2 separate regions of the Homo sapiens genome follow, and region 2 is linked to region 1. A link is an interaction called in ENCODE POLR2A ChIA-PET data of the cell type or tissue named here. Cell type or tissue: HepG2. All regions are shown on one strand.

Evidence for each region. Peaks named below come from ENCODE experiments on the same cell type or tissue, not always from the same donor. Only the 100,000 strongest peaks of a DNase experiment are listed, where the experiment ranks them.
Region 2: POLR2A ChIA-PET joins it to region 1 with 12 read pairs; 6 of 35 experiments call an interaction of 5 or more read pairs at or near these places.

The regions. Positions count from the first base shown.
Region 1 is chr1:31,439,965-31,447,964 of GRCh38, forward strand. The region is part of intron 1 of LOC124903900 (a long non-coding RNA gene); the gene reads right to left. LOC105378625 (a long non-coding RNA gene) reads left to right here and starts at 5,890. Exons shown (of 4, transcript XR_007065578.1): 1 at 5,890-8,000. In HepG2, a CTCF peak has its summit at 7,434 (motif pointing right); DNase peaks (open chromatin) are centred at 2,187, 2,487, 4,977, 7,457 and 1 weaker place.
Region 2 is chr1:31,504,771-31,512,770 of GRCh38, forward strand. It overlaps the pseudogene LDC1P. Among named protein-coding and RNA genes, the nearest start is that of LINC01226, 9.7 kb to the right of the region's middle. RefSeq lists enhancers at 2,263-3,462, 2,880-3,379, 4,701-4,830. In HepG2, a CTCF peak has its summit at 3,379 (motif pointing right); DNase peaks (open chromatin) are centred at 3,381, 4,651, 6,601 and 7,311; H3K4me3 peaks cover 314 bases.

The sequences.
Region 1 (8,000 bases):
GATTTATTTTTAATTTAATTTTATTTTTAGACAGGGTCTCGCTCTGTTGCCCAGGCTGGAGTGCAGTGGTGCGATCTCCACTCATTGCAACCTCTGCCTCCCAGGTTCAAGCGATTCTTATGCCTCAGCCTCCCGAGTAGCTGGGACTACAGGCGCATGCCATCATGCCTGGCTAACTTTTCTATTATTATTATTTTTCTTTGGTAGATACCAGGTTTCACCATGTTAGTCAGGCTGGTCTCAAACTCCTGACCTCAGGTGATCCACTCACATCAGCCTCCCAAAATGCTGGGATTATAGTCATGAGCCACTGCGCCAGGCCTCATATCCACTTTAAAATAATTTTAGATATAATGCAAGTTTATGGTTTGTTTGTTTTTACTTTTTCTTTTTTGAGACAGAGTCTCACTCTGTTGCCCAGGCTGGAGTGCAATGGTGCGATCTTGGCTCACTGCAATCTCTGCGTCCCAGGTGCAAGTGATTCTTGTGCCTCAGCCTCTCGAGTAGCTGGGATTACAGGGATGCGCCACAATGCCCGGCTATTTTTTGTATTTTTAGTAGAGACAGGGTTTCACCATGTTGGGCAGGCTGCTCTCAAACTCCTGACCTCAAGTGATCTGCCCGCCTCGGTCTCTCAAAGTGTTGGGATTACAGGTGTGAACCACCACACCTGGCTGCAGGTTTATTGTTTTTAAATAAAGCCCCACTTAAACAGTACAGGAGTATGAAAAGCATTTATCTACTTGACTTTTTTCAAGCAGCAGCATAGGATTCTATGGAATGAATATTCCATTGTTTATGTAACTAATCCTCAATTGATGGGCACCTATGCTGCCTTCAGTGTTTTGTTGTTTTGTTTTGTTATTGCTACCATCTGCGGCTGTGGTGATTCTGGAAGCTTGCCAGGCTCCAGGAAGAACATGGGCTTCAGAGCCGAGATCCTCTAAGTTCTCATCTCTCAGCTTTGCCCCCCAGCTGCTAGGGACTCTCTGGGCCTCAGTTTCCCCATCTGCAGAATGGAGATTGTAGTAGCATCCACCCCATGGCATGCTGCCTGTGTCAGTGAGAGCACGTCTGTAAAGGGCCTAGCACCATGCTGGGGAGAGTGGGGGCCAAAGAAGATATAGCCCCTTCCTTTCCCCGGCTATCAGTCCTCAGGTACTAAGACAGAAGGCTAGGCTGACCGATGAGGTCACCTTAGTCTTTCCTCTCCCTCCAGGGACACCTGCCTTTTGCCCCTCTGGAGGTGGCTGTGAATGACAGATGGCAGGATGTGGGGGGAAAATGATAACAGGAGCCAATGTTTATGGAACAGTTCTATGTGCCCCTCCTTGGAGCAAGGAGCTTTAATCCCTATAGCAAACCTGCTAGTGTACAGAGAAAGGAATTCGAAACAGAAGAGGGAGATGGAGACCCTGACCCCTAGTCTAATTAGCCCATTCTGTATTCTCTGCATAGCCTTTTTTCCTTCTTGTTTTGAGATGGAATCTTTCTGTCACCCAGGCTGGAGTGCAGTGGTGGTATCATAGCTCATTGCAGCCTCAACCTCCCAGGCTCAAGCGATCCTCTTGCCTTGGTCTCCTGAGTAGCTAGGACTACGGGCACACATCACCACACCTGGCTAATTTTTTTATTTTTATTTTTAGTACAGATGAGGTTTCACTATGTTGCCCAGGTCTGCATGGCCTTTGTTACTGGGTGTAATTATGTATCTATTTATATTCTCTGACTCCTCATGTGGTCGATGAGGGTGAGAATCTATCTTTGTTGTTTATAGTTTCCCAGTGCCTAGAACAGAGCCTGATAAAGAGAAGGTATTCAGCAAGCGTCGGGTTTCTTGATTGACTGGCTGACCATCTGAATGAACATTAGTTGATTCTGCAGCAGCCATGGGAAAGCCTGGGGGCAGGAGTGGTGAGTTTATAAAGGAATTGGGAGAGGAGGAGCCCTGGGCTGGGTCAAGAGGCCTGAGCTCTATTTACTGAGGTGTGCAGGGTCAGAGGACAATTCTGAGAAATGACTGTGAAGCTGAGACTTGCAGAAATGGTGAGAGCCCAGAGGGGCACAGAGCCTGGGGAGAGTGCAGGCAGGGAACAGCACCTGTAGAGGCTCTGCAGGGAGAGGACAGCGCCGGTGCAAAGTGTAGGGGCTGGAGCTCTGCGGTTTGGGGTGAAGCTGCAGAAGGGAGAAGGGCAGGGTTATGTGGTTCAGAGGTCACAGGCTGGGCCCCAAAGGCATGTCTGGTTTGGCCCTCGCTGTGTATAAAAAAACAAGAACAGGCAGGGCGCAGTGGCTCATGCCTGTAATCCCAATACTTGTGGAGGCCAAGGTGGGAAGATTGTTTGAGGCCAGGAGCTTGAGACCAGCCTGGGCAACATAGCAAAACCCCGCCTCTACCAAAAAATACCAAAATTAGCTGGGCATGGTGGCGTGTGCCTGTAGTCCCAGCTACTTGAAAGGCTGAGGTGGGAGGGTCGCTTGAGCCCAGGAGTTCAAGGCCGCAGTGAGCTATGATTGTGCCACTGCACTCCAGCCTGGACAACAGACTCTGCTTCTGAAAAAAAAAAATCAAACAAGAACTCAACACAGACTGTGATACCTGGCCACGGAGCACCTTCTCCATCTGCCCCACTTCCCACTGCTCCTCCTCAGTGTTCACCTGGTGTTTCACCCTTTAAGGGACCTGTCTGGCCCATGAAGTCATTTGTGTTTGCAAGTCCTGACGCAGGGCCAAGTACTGTGATCAGGCTGTTGAGAGTGATGAAGATGTTGTCATGGGGTCACCAAAGAGGCCTGATACCACCCTGCTCTGAAAAGGCTCAGCCTTTCTCCATTTGACTTCTCAAGAGGTCCCAGACTAGTGACATCTTAGCTTGTGAGCGTAGAAGGGCCCTTGGGAGAGGACAGTACCATATGGTGGTCAGATCCTGAGTGTGGAGTCAGGCAGGCCCGGGCTCACATCCGGCTCCTCCCCTTACCTCACCTCTTTGAGCCCCAGCTTCCTTGTCTGTAAAAGGGATGATGAGCTCCTACCCCACAGACTTGCTGGAGAGACATAGAGACACACAGCACTTAAAGCACTCCGTGCAGGGTTTGGATACATTTTCTTTGACCATGAGCTGTTCTGGACAACCCGGTCACTTTCTCATTTGTTTAACATGCCAGGGTGCAAGCGTTTGGCCAACTATATAGCTGAGAGGGAACACAGTCCACAAGATCACCCTCACTTCTTCTTCTCTTCCTTTTTTTTTTTTTTTTTTAGCTAGAGATGAAGTTCTGCCATGTTGCCCAGGCTGGTCCCCAACTCCTGGGCTCAAGCAATCCACCCACCTTGGCCTCCCAAAATGTTAGGATTATGGGCATAAGCCACCATGCCCAGCCAACCACCCTCTCATCTTCTTTTTTTTTTTTGAGACAGTCTTACCCTGTTGCCCAGGCTGCAGTGCAGTGGTGCGATCTCAGCTCACTGCAACCTCTGCCTTCTGTTTCCAAGTGATTCTCCTGCCTCAGCCTCCCGAGTAGCTGGGATTACAGGCACCCACCACCACACCTGGCTAATTTTAGGCTAATTTTTAGTATCTTTAATAGAAACGGGGTTTCACCATGTTGGCCAGGCCCACCTTCACTTCTGACACCAATTGCAAGTCCAGGAATTTCCAAAACCATCCTTAAGTTTTATTATTCACTAGAGGGACTCACAGAATCCACTGAAAGCTATTGGGCTGAGAGTTATGGTTTATTACAGGGAAAGGATAAAGATTAAGATCAGTTAAGGGAAGATGTGCACAGAACAGAGTCTAGGGAAGTATCAGATGCAGAGTTCCCACTGTCCTCTCTCCCTGAAGCCAGGATGCGTTACTTCCCAGCATCCATGTATGATGATGTGCATGGAGTATTGTCAACCATGGAGGCTCTCCTGAGCTCTGGAGTTCAGAGTTTTTATTGGGCCTCCATTATGCAGGCATCATTGACTGATTGCCCATGTGGTTGATTTCAGTCTCCAGGTCAACTGAGATAGTGTGACCCAGAGCTCCTACCCTAAATCATGTGGTTGGTCTTCCCACTCTACATCAAAATGTTGCTATCTGGATAGCCCAAGATCCCCAGACAAACAGAGATTACTTACCAAGGACAAAGGCCAGAACTCTTTTTGGCAAGCTTAAAGTCTTTCCTGTACACAAGGTCAGCCTGGAAGAGGGACCTGACTTGTGCCCCTTGGAAGATCCTGGAGTAGCCACCTGGCCTCTACCCTCTCTTACAGTCTGAAAAGTCTGGGGCTGGCGGGTTGAGGGCATAAGGTAAACAGTTCATACTTACTGAGCACTTGTTATGTGCCAGACAGTGGCTCAACCACTTCCATGTGTTATCTCAACTAACTCTCCCACCCACTCCCTGAAGTAGACATATTCATGGTTCTATTTCATGTATGAGAAAACTAAGGCAAGGAGAAGTGTCACCCAAGGCACACAGCCAATAAGGTTCTGAGCCTAGGATTTGGACACAAGTCTAGGTGACACCTAAGTCCACACTCTGTGCTCTGCTACCTTCTATATTCTAAAAGCATGGGTTTGGACTCAAATATGTTGGGTTTGTTGACTGAAATTAAGGCTGTTGAGGCAGAAGTAATTTGGTAAAAGTTTGTCAGAAACCAAATGTGAAGATTGACCTGGAAGACACACCAACACAATTAGGCATCTTTCCAAGTCTGTAACGAGTGGGATTGCTTTTATAAGAAAGTTTAGGAAAAGGGGCAGGGGGTTCCTCATTTCAGATTTGCCCTTTCTCTTTGGAGGGCACGATACAGAGGTTACAATGATTGACAACAGGTTATATCACATGGAAGAAAATGCTCTACATGTAAGCCAGTAAACTTCATGATTCAGACACAAATCAGTGTCCTTTTCCATGTCAGTAGGTTACATATTAATCAGCACGTCAACAGTTGGAGGAAGTCACGTAAGATTTGAGGGACTTGTGATAAGATTCTTTATTCAGGGACAGGATATTGCTGTGAATCACAAGACCTTCCCCTGGTTGGAAGCCTGCCAAATGTGACCTGTAGGTTATCAGGTTCAAATTCTAGGCTCAGCTGCATCTGGGTTGGGTGGCCTCAGCCAGGTCAGGGATATTCTGAGACTCAGTTTCCTCTTTGATAGCAGTCGAGATGCCCTCTCAGGGACCTTTGCCTCCTTGTTGGCCTCTTGACTCTGGTGAGATTGTTTACCTAATGCCCCCACAAGCCTAGGGATTGCACAAGTTTGGGGAGGAATCATAACTGATGCATTCTGTCACCTTCCACTCCCTGGGGACTGGCAGAGAGCAGACATCTGTAAATGTTTGCTGTTGTTGAAGTACATTGGAACATGCCCCCGAACCACCAGGATCCAGGATCTGCTGAGCAGCCAGAGGGCGGTGGATGGAGGCCTGGCACTGTTGGGTGTCCTCAGGGCTGGGTGCCCAAAGTGGGAGGACCCGCCCCCCCGCCCCACGCCGGGTGAAACCTAGGACCCTAGTCACACCTCAAGTGGAAAACATGGACCTTAATCCTGGAGAGCTGGCTGGGGTTTAAGTCAGTGCCACTGACTTGCAGTGTGGCCCTGGGCAAGGGGTAGAACTCTTCTGGCCTGGCTTTTCTCATTAGTAAAATAAGGGGTAGTTTTAGGCAATTTGACAGCTAACGTCTGTTTCCTGTCTTGGCCCAATGGCCCTTAGGAGCTCTGGTCCAGGTCCTCACAGAAGAAGAGTCTGTGGTGGTCTCTTTGAGAATGCCTCTTTCCCTCTGGTCTCAATGGCCTACTACTGGCCCAAGTGCCCTCCCACCACACACACACACACACACACACACAGATTCACACACACATGCATGCATGCACATATGCACACACGTGCACATAGCATGTGTACACACATGGACATGAGCATACTTGCACACAGCAATGCATTCGATGGACTGACATTCGATATCCATTCACCCCACTTTTCTGTGCCTTTGCCCCATGCTGCAGGGGGTTCTGAGTTAGAGCCAGGGTTCCCCTCACATAACAAAATTTACCATTTTGAAGATACAATTCAGTAGTATTGAGTACATTCACAATGTTAAGCAACCATCGCCTCTATCCAGTTCCAAAACATTCTCCTCACCCCAGAAGAAAACCTCATATCAATGAAGCAATCACTCCCCATTCCCGCTCCCCTCAGCCTTTGCAACCGCTAATCTGCTTCCTGTTTCTGTGGGTTTGCCTATTCTGGATATTTTATATGAATGGAATCATACACTCTGTGACCTTTTTTGTCTGGCTTCTTTCACTTAGTATAATGTTTTTAAGGTTCATCCATATTGCACTACTTCATTCCTTTCTTTTTTTTTTTAATTTTTTTTTGAGACAGAGTCTTGCTCTGTTGCCCAGGCTGGAGAGCCGTGGCGCGATCTCAGCTCACTGCAAGCTCTGCCTCCCGGGTTCACGCCATTCTCCCGCCTCAGCCTCTGGAGTAGCTGGGACTATAGGCGCCTGCCACCACACCTGGCTAATTTTTTGGGTTTTTTTTGTATTTTCAGTAGAGACGGGGTTTCACCGTGTTAGCCAGGATGGCCTCGATCTCCTGACCTCGTGATCCGCCCACCTCAGCCTCCCAAAGTGCTGAGATTACAGGCATGAGCCACTGCGCCCAGCCTACTTCATTCCTTTCTATGGCTGCATAATATTCCACTGTATGAATATCCACATTTTGTTTGTCCATTCATCGTCCTTTGATAAATTATTGGGTTGTTTCACTTTTTAACTGTTACGAAAAATGCTGCTGTACACATGCATGCACAGGTTTTTATTTGAACATCTGTTTTCATATCTCTTGGGTATACACCTAGGAGTGGTATCTAAAATTGTGTTTGTGAATGTGTGGATGTCTCACACGGAAATCAGGCTACACCATGCCAGTGGCTGCTCAGAGAGGTGCAAGGGAGGACACTGTGACCTCCTTCACCCTGACTCTCCCCTGAGCAGAAAACCAGAATGTCCACTAGGCAGGTCTCTTCCTGAATTGGACCACAACAACAAAATCTTAACTTGGCTTGTGCCTAGGACAGATCAGCCTGAGCCACGCCCTCATCTTACTATACTTACAAGGCTTTTCTGTTCAGATCACCTAGGAACATCTGAATAAGATGCCACCCCCACTGAGAGTCTTTAGAACTTTCAGTAACCAAGGCAGGACAACTCATCTACTCCCTAGTAGGATCTGAACCCTGAAGTGCAATAGTAACCACAGGCGAGTAATGGGACTTTGGACAAATTTCTCAAACAAAGGAGACTCAGTTTCCTGATCTGTAAAATGGCAATGATAGTGCCTTTTTCATTCCTTCATTCATTCATCCACTAGCGGTGCGTCACACACCTATTCTATAGCAGGCCTTGTTTACACAAGGATCAGCAGCAGATGTCACACTTGCCATTAGGGGGCTGAGATCTGGTGGAGGAGGTGGACGTAAATCCAGTAGCCACACAAACGTGTACGTTGTAAATGTGTCAAGGGCCATGATAGAAAGATAGCCAATGTCACGCACTTCCGTTAGGGGTGAGCCGAGGTCCAAAGCAGGGGTATAGAAGTATCTTGTGATTTTAATCTGCATCTCCTTCATGACCACTGACGTTGGACACTGTTTCATATGCTTATTGGACTACTGAATATCCTTTTTTGCTGTGTGTAAAGTGCCTATTTAACTCTTTAGCCCATTTTTAAATTGGGAGGTTTTTTCCCTGCTGATTTGTAGCAGATACATGGGAAGTGAGTCCTTGGTGGATATATATTTTGCAAATATCTTCTCATAATCTCTGTCTTATCTTTTCACCCTCTTAATGTTGTCTTCTGATGAACAGTGATTCTTAATTTCAAAGAAGTCTAATTTTTAACATTTTCTTTAGTTTTTAAAATTATTTATTATTATTATTATTATTTTTGAGATGGAGTTTCACTCTTGTTGCCCAGGCTGGAGTGCAATGGCA
Region 2 (8,000 bases), 65 kb after region 1:
GATCCGCCTGCCTTGGCCTCCCAAAGTACTGGGATTACAGGTGTGAGCCACCGTGCCCAGCCAAGTCTCTTTTTTTTGAGACAGAGTTTTTCTCTTGTTGCTCAGACTGGAGTGCGTGGTGCAATCTCAGGTCACCACAACCTCCACCTCCTGGGTTCAAGTGATTCTCCTGCCTCTGCCTCCGGAGTAGCTGGGATTACAGGCTCCTGCCACCACATCTGGCTAATTTTTTGTATTTTTAGTAGAGATGGGGTTTCACTATGTTGGCCAGGCTGGTCTCGAACTCCTGACCTCAGGTGATCCACCCGCCTCAGCCTCCAAATGTTCTGGAATTACAGGCTTGAGCCATCGTGCCCCGCCTGGGCAAGTCTCTTTTAACATTTTTAACACTCGGTTCCTTCATTTACAACTTGGGGGCATGTTGTCTGGCACATAGTAGGTGCTTACCAATACTATCATTTTTCTACCCTCCCTTCTCTGGTTGTACCTGGGGAAGAGTAGATGTATACACACGTGTGTTGGGCTGGTGTGATGGCCGCATGGATTTGGTGGCATTGGAAAACCTCCCAGATGCGGGGATCAGCTGGGCCTGGGTGGGGGTGGTATAAGAAGCCCTGGGCTCTTTGGCATCTCTGGCTAAGTGCTCTCTGCCTCCTCCCTATCCTTGGTGTCCCTCCTCCGGACTGCTCCTCCGGCTGAGGACCCAGGACAGTCAGAGCACCTTCCCTCTGAGCACCAAGTTCGGGGCCAGCCTGGAAGCCTGTGGGCACCTGCTCACGTCTGCCAGAGACCTGGGGTTGGCCGTGGTCGGAGCCAGGTGAGTGACGCCTGAGGACTCCAGGAGCCCTGGGTTCTGGTCCTTCCCTTGCTGTGGATAACTGCGACAGAGACAGCGAGACACAGTCACACATAAGGCACGAAACCACTGGGGCCAAATGCAGAAACAAACAGCTGGAAATATAACTGACTACACTGGCATAAGTGTAATCAGTTGGGGCCCATGGCAAGCTGTGGCCCCTCTCTGGGCCTGTGAGACCCCATCTGTCTAAAGGGGCAGGATATGATGTGAAGGTTACTCAGGGCCTCCCTGCTCTGAGGCCCTGGGGTTTGGTGTCTTGTTGTGAAGTGTCCATGAGGGGAAGGGCAGCCCACGTGGCAGTGCTGGGATCATGGGCTCCATGGCAGTGTGTGTCTAAGTGTGTGTACGTGTGAATACTCAGGGTGAGTGCCCCTTCGTAGGTGCCTCGTTGGCCTGAGTGTGCAGCTGTCTGAAAGCACACACTTATGCCAGTGTAATCAGTTATGTTTCCGCTCTTTGTTTCTGCATTTGGCCCAATGGCTTCATGCCTTATGTGTGACTGTGCCTCTCTGTCTCTGTTGCGGTTATCCACAGTCTGTGTGGCTTTGTGGTTTGGAACATGTGTTTCAGTACATATCTCTCACCATGTCACATGCACTGGCTCTGCTAGCTTCCACCTGGGCTCCAACTGCCAGACCCCCCCAGAGCTTCACACAAGCTATCGCTGACTGCCGGTGCATGTTGGAAATGGGCCACAGGGCTGGGCATGATATGAGCTGCCTGGACATTGGAGGGGGCTTCCCCGGAATGGAGGGCTCCGGGCCCAAGTTTGAGGAGGTGAGCTGGTACGGGCGCTGGGGGTGTTCAGGGAGGTCCGCATGTGTGCCCAGGCATGGGTGTGTGTGGGGAGTCTGTGTTCATGCATGTACCTCTGTGTGTTTAGGTCTCTCTGGTGTATCTCTGTGCTCTGTGTGCACAGGTGGGTATGTGTGTATGTGCATGTCTTGGCTTTGATATCCCCCAAAAGCAGACTCTGAGACAAACACTTGGATACAAGTAGTTTTTTTGGAGATGATCCGTGGAAGCGCCAATGAGGAAGTCAGGAAAGAGAGATAGAAGGGAGAAAAGTCAAAAGAAAATTCATCTATGAGCTGGTTACCACTGTGGGCCGCTGCACCAGTCCCCCTGGGGACAATGTAGAACCTCAGAATCATCCCACTAGAGGACATGGGGCTGGTCCTTTATTCACCAACTCCTGTCCTTCTTTGGTTGAAGGCTGTGGTCTGGGGGTGTTAATTTCCTCACATTCCAGCTAGTTTCCGAGGGTGCTGGAGAAAGCCCACAGAATGAGAAGCAAAGGGAGGCAGGCGCTGGAGGCTGGAAATCATTTTGCACGGGCAGATGAGCTCAGGTAGGCTGAGGGGAGGTGGCACAGGGTGTCCACTGCAGCTGCAGCAAGGTGTCTGGGGGCTGTGCCTCTCTGTGTGTCTGTGTGTCTGTATGTGTATATGTTTTCCTGTAGAATGTAGAATTCTTGTTAGCATCACCAATACAGTTACAGTTACAGTTGGGAGTTTACATTCCCTGGGTCCACAAGACACTCGCCTTCTTACGGTGCATCAGATTAAATTGCTGCACCTTTGGACTTCTCAGGGAGCCTGGTGGCCAGCAACCCCACACAAGTGACCTCCTGTCTCTCAACTTCTGTTTCCTCTTTGGTAAACAGGGATAATTCTAATGCCTACCTGCAGGGTGCCTCGGGGATGAAAGGACTGATGCAGGTAAGGCGTTGGCACAGGCGCTGGCACATCAACACGTGCTGGATGAGTTAACCTCTTCCTGCTGTCCCTCCACCCCATTCCAGTTGGCGAGAGTGATCAGTGCTGCCCTGGCCCAGGACCTCCCTGAGGAGCGTGGTGTCAAGGTCATCGCAGAGCCTGGCTGCTTCTATGTGGAGTCTGTCTGCATGGCCGCTGTCAACATCATTGCCAAGAGGGCTGTGCTGGAGCCCGGTGGGTGGGCCAGGATGGCACTGGGTGGGGATGCCACTGTCCAGGTGTCCCCAGGCCCTGGAGGAGAGGAAGGGCAGAGGGTTGGGCTCTGTCCCAGGAGCTGGGGGTCAGAGTAGTGACTGAGCACTCCCCAGGAGGCAGCCGGAAGCTGGTGTATTATCTCAAAGATGGCCACTATGGCTCCTTCCGCCTCTGCTACCGAGAGCCTGTCCCAAGGGTTCCCATCGTGGTGAAGGTAAGGGGGCCACTCCAGCCCCGAGTCTAGTCCCTTACCTTGAGGTGCCTTGTGCCTCCCCTACTGGGAACAGTGGCTGTGCTGGACCCCAGAGGCAGGTCCTGGCCTGCTGCTTAGAACACATGTGGACACGTACATGATGTGTGCTCACAGATCAGAGCGTGTGCAGCAGCTGGATATGTAGGCCTCCTCAGGCAAAGGGGCGATCACCAGAACACAAAGGCGTGGGTTGTTTTCCAAAATATTGAAGTTCTTCTCCCTGGTGGCTTAAGAGCCATTCCTTCTTCCTGGTGGTTAAAGAGCTATTCCCCCGAGTCCACCAGGGGCCTCCCTGCCGACACTCTTGCTGCTCAGTCCCTCCCACGATCTGGCAACAAAGCTTCAATACCTGACCCTGTAGGGCCAACAGGATCTTCCTCCAGCTCTGCAGCAGTTGTCTCCTAATGTGATGGGTTGGTGTCCGGGCCACACTGCTTTGTAAATATCTTGACTGTTTCTCCCGGCCAGTGAACGTCTTGGTGTGTGCACACATTTGGTCATGTATGTGACGTGTGTTTGCATGCATGTGCGAGTGTGTACGTGTGTGAAGTGTTTCTGGGTGTGTGTCTTCGTGTGTGTATTTGCCTCTCTTCTCATCGGAAGGAGTGAGTTCTGGATGTGGAGGAACCAGTAGGAGACCCTGTGTTTGTTTGGTTCCCACAATAGTTTTCAATTTTAGTTGCCCATATTAAAAAATCTAGACATATTTCATAAAAGCCTGGATTTTCTCAGCTCCTCTCAAACATTTGAGAGATCTGATGATACGTGGCCTGCAGAACAACAAGGCAACAAATAATTCAACAAATTAGTCTAGCATGTCAGGCACTGTGATCTGCTGGAACGGGACTTCCTCAGTGGCTTTCCCCTTTGGACAGACATTGACTTTCCAGTTTGTTGTAAGACTTACCTGGCCCATTTCACTCATTTGTGTTACCTGCTTGACCTCTAGGTAATTGAGTTTTCAACTGCTGCCTTATAGCAATTATTGAAGACAACAGCCCCACTTACAGAGGAGGAATCTGAGCCCTTACTTGTAGGCACATCAGACCTGGCCAGGCTGGGCAGGGGCCATGGAGGGATGGGTCCCAGCCAGTATACACCCGTGTGCCCCTGGGAGTGTCCTTCCGGGTCTTTCAGTGCCTTCCAGATAAGGGGGTGGGATAGGCCAGCCTGCTGTCTTTTCTGACCCCCTTTCCTATGTCACACAGGAGTTCTGCTCAGAGCCGCCCCTCTTCCCCTGCACCCTCTATGTCCCATGTGCGATGCCTTTGACAGGCTCTTCTTGGAGGATGTGCGGCTGCCCGAGCTGGATGTAGGCGATTGGCTGGTCTTCCCCTCCATGGGTGCCTACATGTCCTCCATGAGCTCCAGCTTCAATGGCTTCCTGCCTGCCACCATCTGCTACACCATGGGCCCCCAGCTCAGGTGCCTAGGGGTTGGGGTTGAAGAGGAAGCAGGAAACCTCACACTCATTTGAGCTTGGGGTGGGAACTGGCCCCAGGGAATCTCCCTTCCCCTGTTGACTCACTGAAGTCAAAGTGTCCATCTGACCTTTGGACTCTCATCTGCCTCTGGCCCCCCTCCCAGGGAGGTGGAGAATTGCAAAGAGATCCCCAGGCCCTCTAGCCACTGGCTGGCCCTACTCCTGCTTCAGACGCCCACTGTCCCAGCTCTGCCTCCAGGCCCCAGCTCTGCTGCTGTGTGTGCAGCCTCAGGGCTGTAGGCAAAGGCCTTGACACCCACCCTGTACCCCATGTCCTTTCCCCATGAGCCTTCTGGAGGCAGAGCCTTAACCCAGAGCCAGCTAGGCTGGAGGGCTTTAAGACACTCTGGTAGGTAGGCCCCTGGGAACTGTTGGGAGTTGGGATGGCAGGGAGGAGGCAGAGGTTTGGGTAACTATGAAATCCTATGCAGACCTTCCAAAAATATCTTGCTGTCATTTTGGGTCAGTTCTTTCCTTTTCTCTTTTCATTTCTTTTCTTTTCTTTTTTCTTTTCTTTCTTTCATTTTCCTTTCCTTTCCATTCCTTTCCTTTTTTCTTTCTCTTCTTTCTTTCCTCCCTCCCTTCCTCCATTCCCTTTCTCTTTCTTTCCTCTCTTTTTGAGACAGAGTCTTACTCTGTCGCCCAGGCTGGAGTGCTGTGGCATGATCTCGGGTCACTACAGCCTCGACCCCTCAGGGCTCAGGTGATCCTCCCACCTCAGCCTCCTGAATAGCTGGGACTATAGGTGTGTACCACCACACCCGGCTAATTTTTATATTTTTGGTAGAGATGGAGTTTTGCCATGTTGCCCAGGCTGGTCTCGAACTTCTGGGCTCAAGCAATCCGCCTGCCTCAACCTCCCAAAGTGCCGGCATTACAGGTGTGAGCCACCGCATGCCTGTGTCTTCGGTCAGGTCTTACACTGACTTTTCTCAGCAGTGGCCTGCCCTGCCCACCCTCCTTGTCATTTGCCTCTGCATCCCTCCTTTCCCACTCTCTTGAGCAGTGGTTGAAGGGGACGCATTAGAAGCTACTTCTTCTCAGAGCGACTACAAAAAATGGGCTATTGATCTTTTACGTTAAATAATGCAGCCCACACACCTGCTCAGTTCATACCTAGCTGGTGTCAGTTTACATCCTTAAATTCATCCTGCCGCTCCTCCCCGCTTTTTATTTATTCATGCCCTTGCCTTGTCCCAGAAAGCGTTTCTATAAAATTCATCAACATATCATAGTGGTTAAGAGCATGTCACTGGAATAAGGAAGAACTGGGCTCAAATTTAGGCACCACTGCTACTAGCTTTGAATTTGGGCAGGTTAACTAACATAGTTGAACTCTAGTTTTCCTTGTAAAATAGTGGTAATAATAATAACTTTAACTTCCCCGTAGGGTTGTTGGGATTAAGAGAGGGATGAATATATCGTTTAGGGCCAGCTTTTCCTTCGGCCACCCTGTTCTTGCTGGCTCTCCTCCTGGAGTCTAGATGTCACAGAGACCCCACCGTGCATCCTGGGTCTTTTCAGAGAGTGTTGGTAGGGTGTCCCACTCAGGCCAAGCCAGGATGTGTGCCCGATGCTAGGGGGACAGGGGAGGCAGGCACAGACCCAGTCTTTGAGTTGTCCTCAGGCCTGTGGAAAGCTAAAGGCAGGCGCAGCTGGCTGCAGCACAGGGAGGAACATGGGACATACTTTGAGGACAGTTCAGGTGGAAGCCATCCATTTGGAGGAGTGGGTGGCTTCTTGGAGGGAGAATGGTGGGACCTGGAGGCAGAGCAGAATCAGTAGGTAAAAGTGGGTAGGAAGCGTGGCTCAGGTGTGGGAACAACTTGGCTCAGGCATGGGAATGAGCCTCTGCTCAGAGAACAGTGAGTGGCCAGGATTGGAGATGAGAAACAGAGATTGCAGAGCCTGGGGACACAAGGTGACCAGTTTGCCTGGATTTGTCTGGAACATTCCTGGTGCTAGCACTGTAAATCCTGAGTCCTAGGAAGCTCCTGAGTCTCAGGCAAACCAGATGGTTGGGGAGGGAGAGGAGGGAGGGGAGGAGCTCGTCACACCCCAAGGCCACATTCCTGCAGCTATAGCAGGTACAGCCATTGATTTCTCAGCTTCCAGCTCAGCCAAGGAAGGTGTCTCCCCTCCCTTCAGCAGGGCCTCTCCCACCCTCTCTGCTACCACTCAACTCAGCCAGGTCCTCGGGGATCCCAGAGTCCCTGGAGCTGAAGAGGAACTTCCCCTGACATGTGGGAAGCAAAGAGCAGATTGGGGTAACAGAGGCCACTCAGAGAAGCTAGAGGAGCTCAACAGCCCATCCAGTCAGGTGCATCTCATGAGGGCATCCCAGAACATCAAATTTCCCGCCTGCAAAATGGTCTTGCTTATGCCCAAACACTCAGAATATAAGAAGCACGGATTATGGGTACGATACTTAGGGGTGTGAGCAGGCTTTGGGAAATGTGAACTCTTTCCAGATGGAAGACATTCCAGTGAGTTTTCTTTGCCCCTGGGGGGTGGGAGAGGGTGAGTGGGTCTGAGTATGTAAGTCACAGGTCTCCAGGTCTAACCAACCAGTGGCGGGGTGAGTAGTTTGGTGGGAAGGACAGTTAGGAACAGGTAACTAAAGGTGAGTTAGGTCAGAGCAGGTGACCAGGGGTGATTCAGGTCAAAGCAGGTGACTGGGATGAGTCAGGATGCAGAGCAGGTAACCAGGGGAACAGATGTGAACTGCTGATTAAAACTGGGGGGAAATGTTGTTTACTGAAACTACGGGGAAGTTAAACTTTAAAATGGAGGACAAAGAACTGAACATATTGACATATTGATTCTTTGAAGAGAAATTTTGAACTCATTGTATCCAACAGGAGGATCACGTGAGCCCAGCAGTTTAAGGCCAGCCTAGGCAACATAGAAAGACTCTGTCTTATTTTTAAAAATAAAATAAAATAAAAATGACAGAAATGTATTCTCTCATAGTTTTGGAGGTTAGAAGTCTGAAGCCAAGGGTTGGCAAGGTCACTCTCCCTCTGAAGGCTCCAGGGAAGAATATTTCTTTGCCTCTTGCATCTTCCAGTAGCCCCAGGCCTTTTCTGGCTTCCGGCAGCATAACTCTAGTCTCTGCCTCACAACGTTTTTCTCTTTGTCTCTGCGACCTCTTGTCTTCTTATAAGGACACCAGTCATCCAGTGGACACAAATTTTGTGGGGGCATGATTTAACTTCAACCTCCAACCCCCTGCCGCAGGTCACCCTTTGGCCCTTATGGCCTCCAAGTCTTGCGGCTGGAGCTCACTTCTCAGCCTGGGGTCATCTGTGTCTACTTTCCATAGCACCAGGATTCACCTCTGCTGGTGGTTCCCAGGTTCTCTCTCCAGCTGTGACCTCTCTCCCACACTCCAGACCTGAAAATCTCACAGCCTCTTGATCACCGACCCAA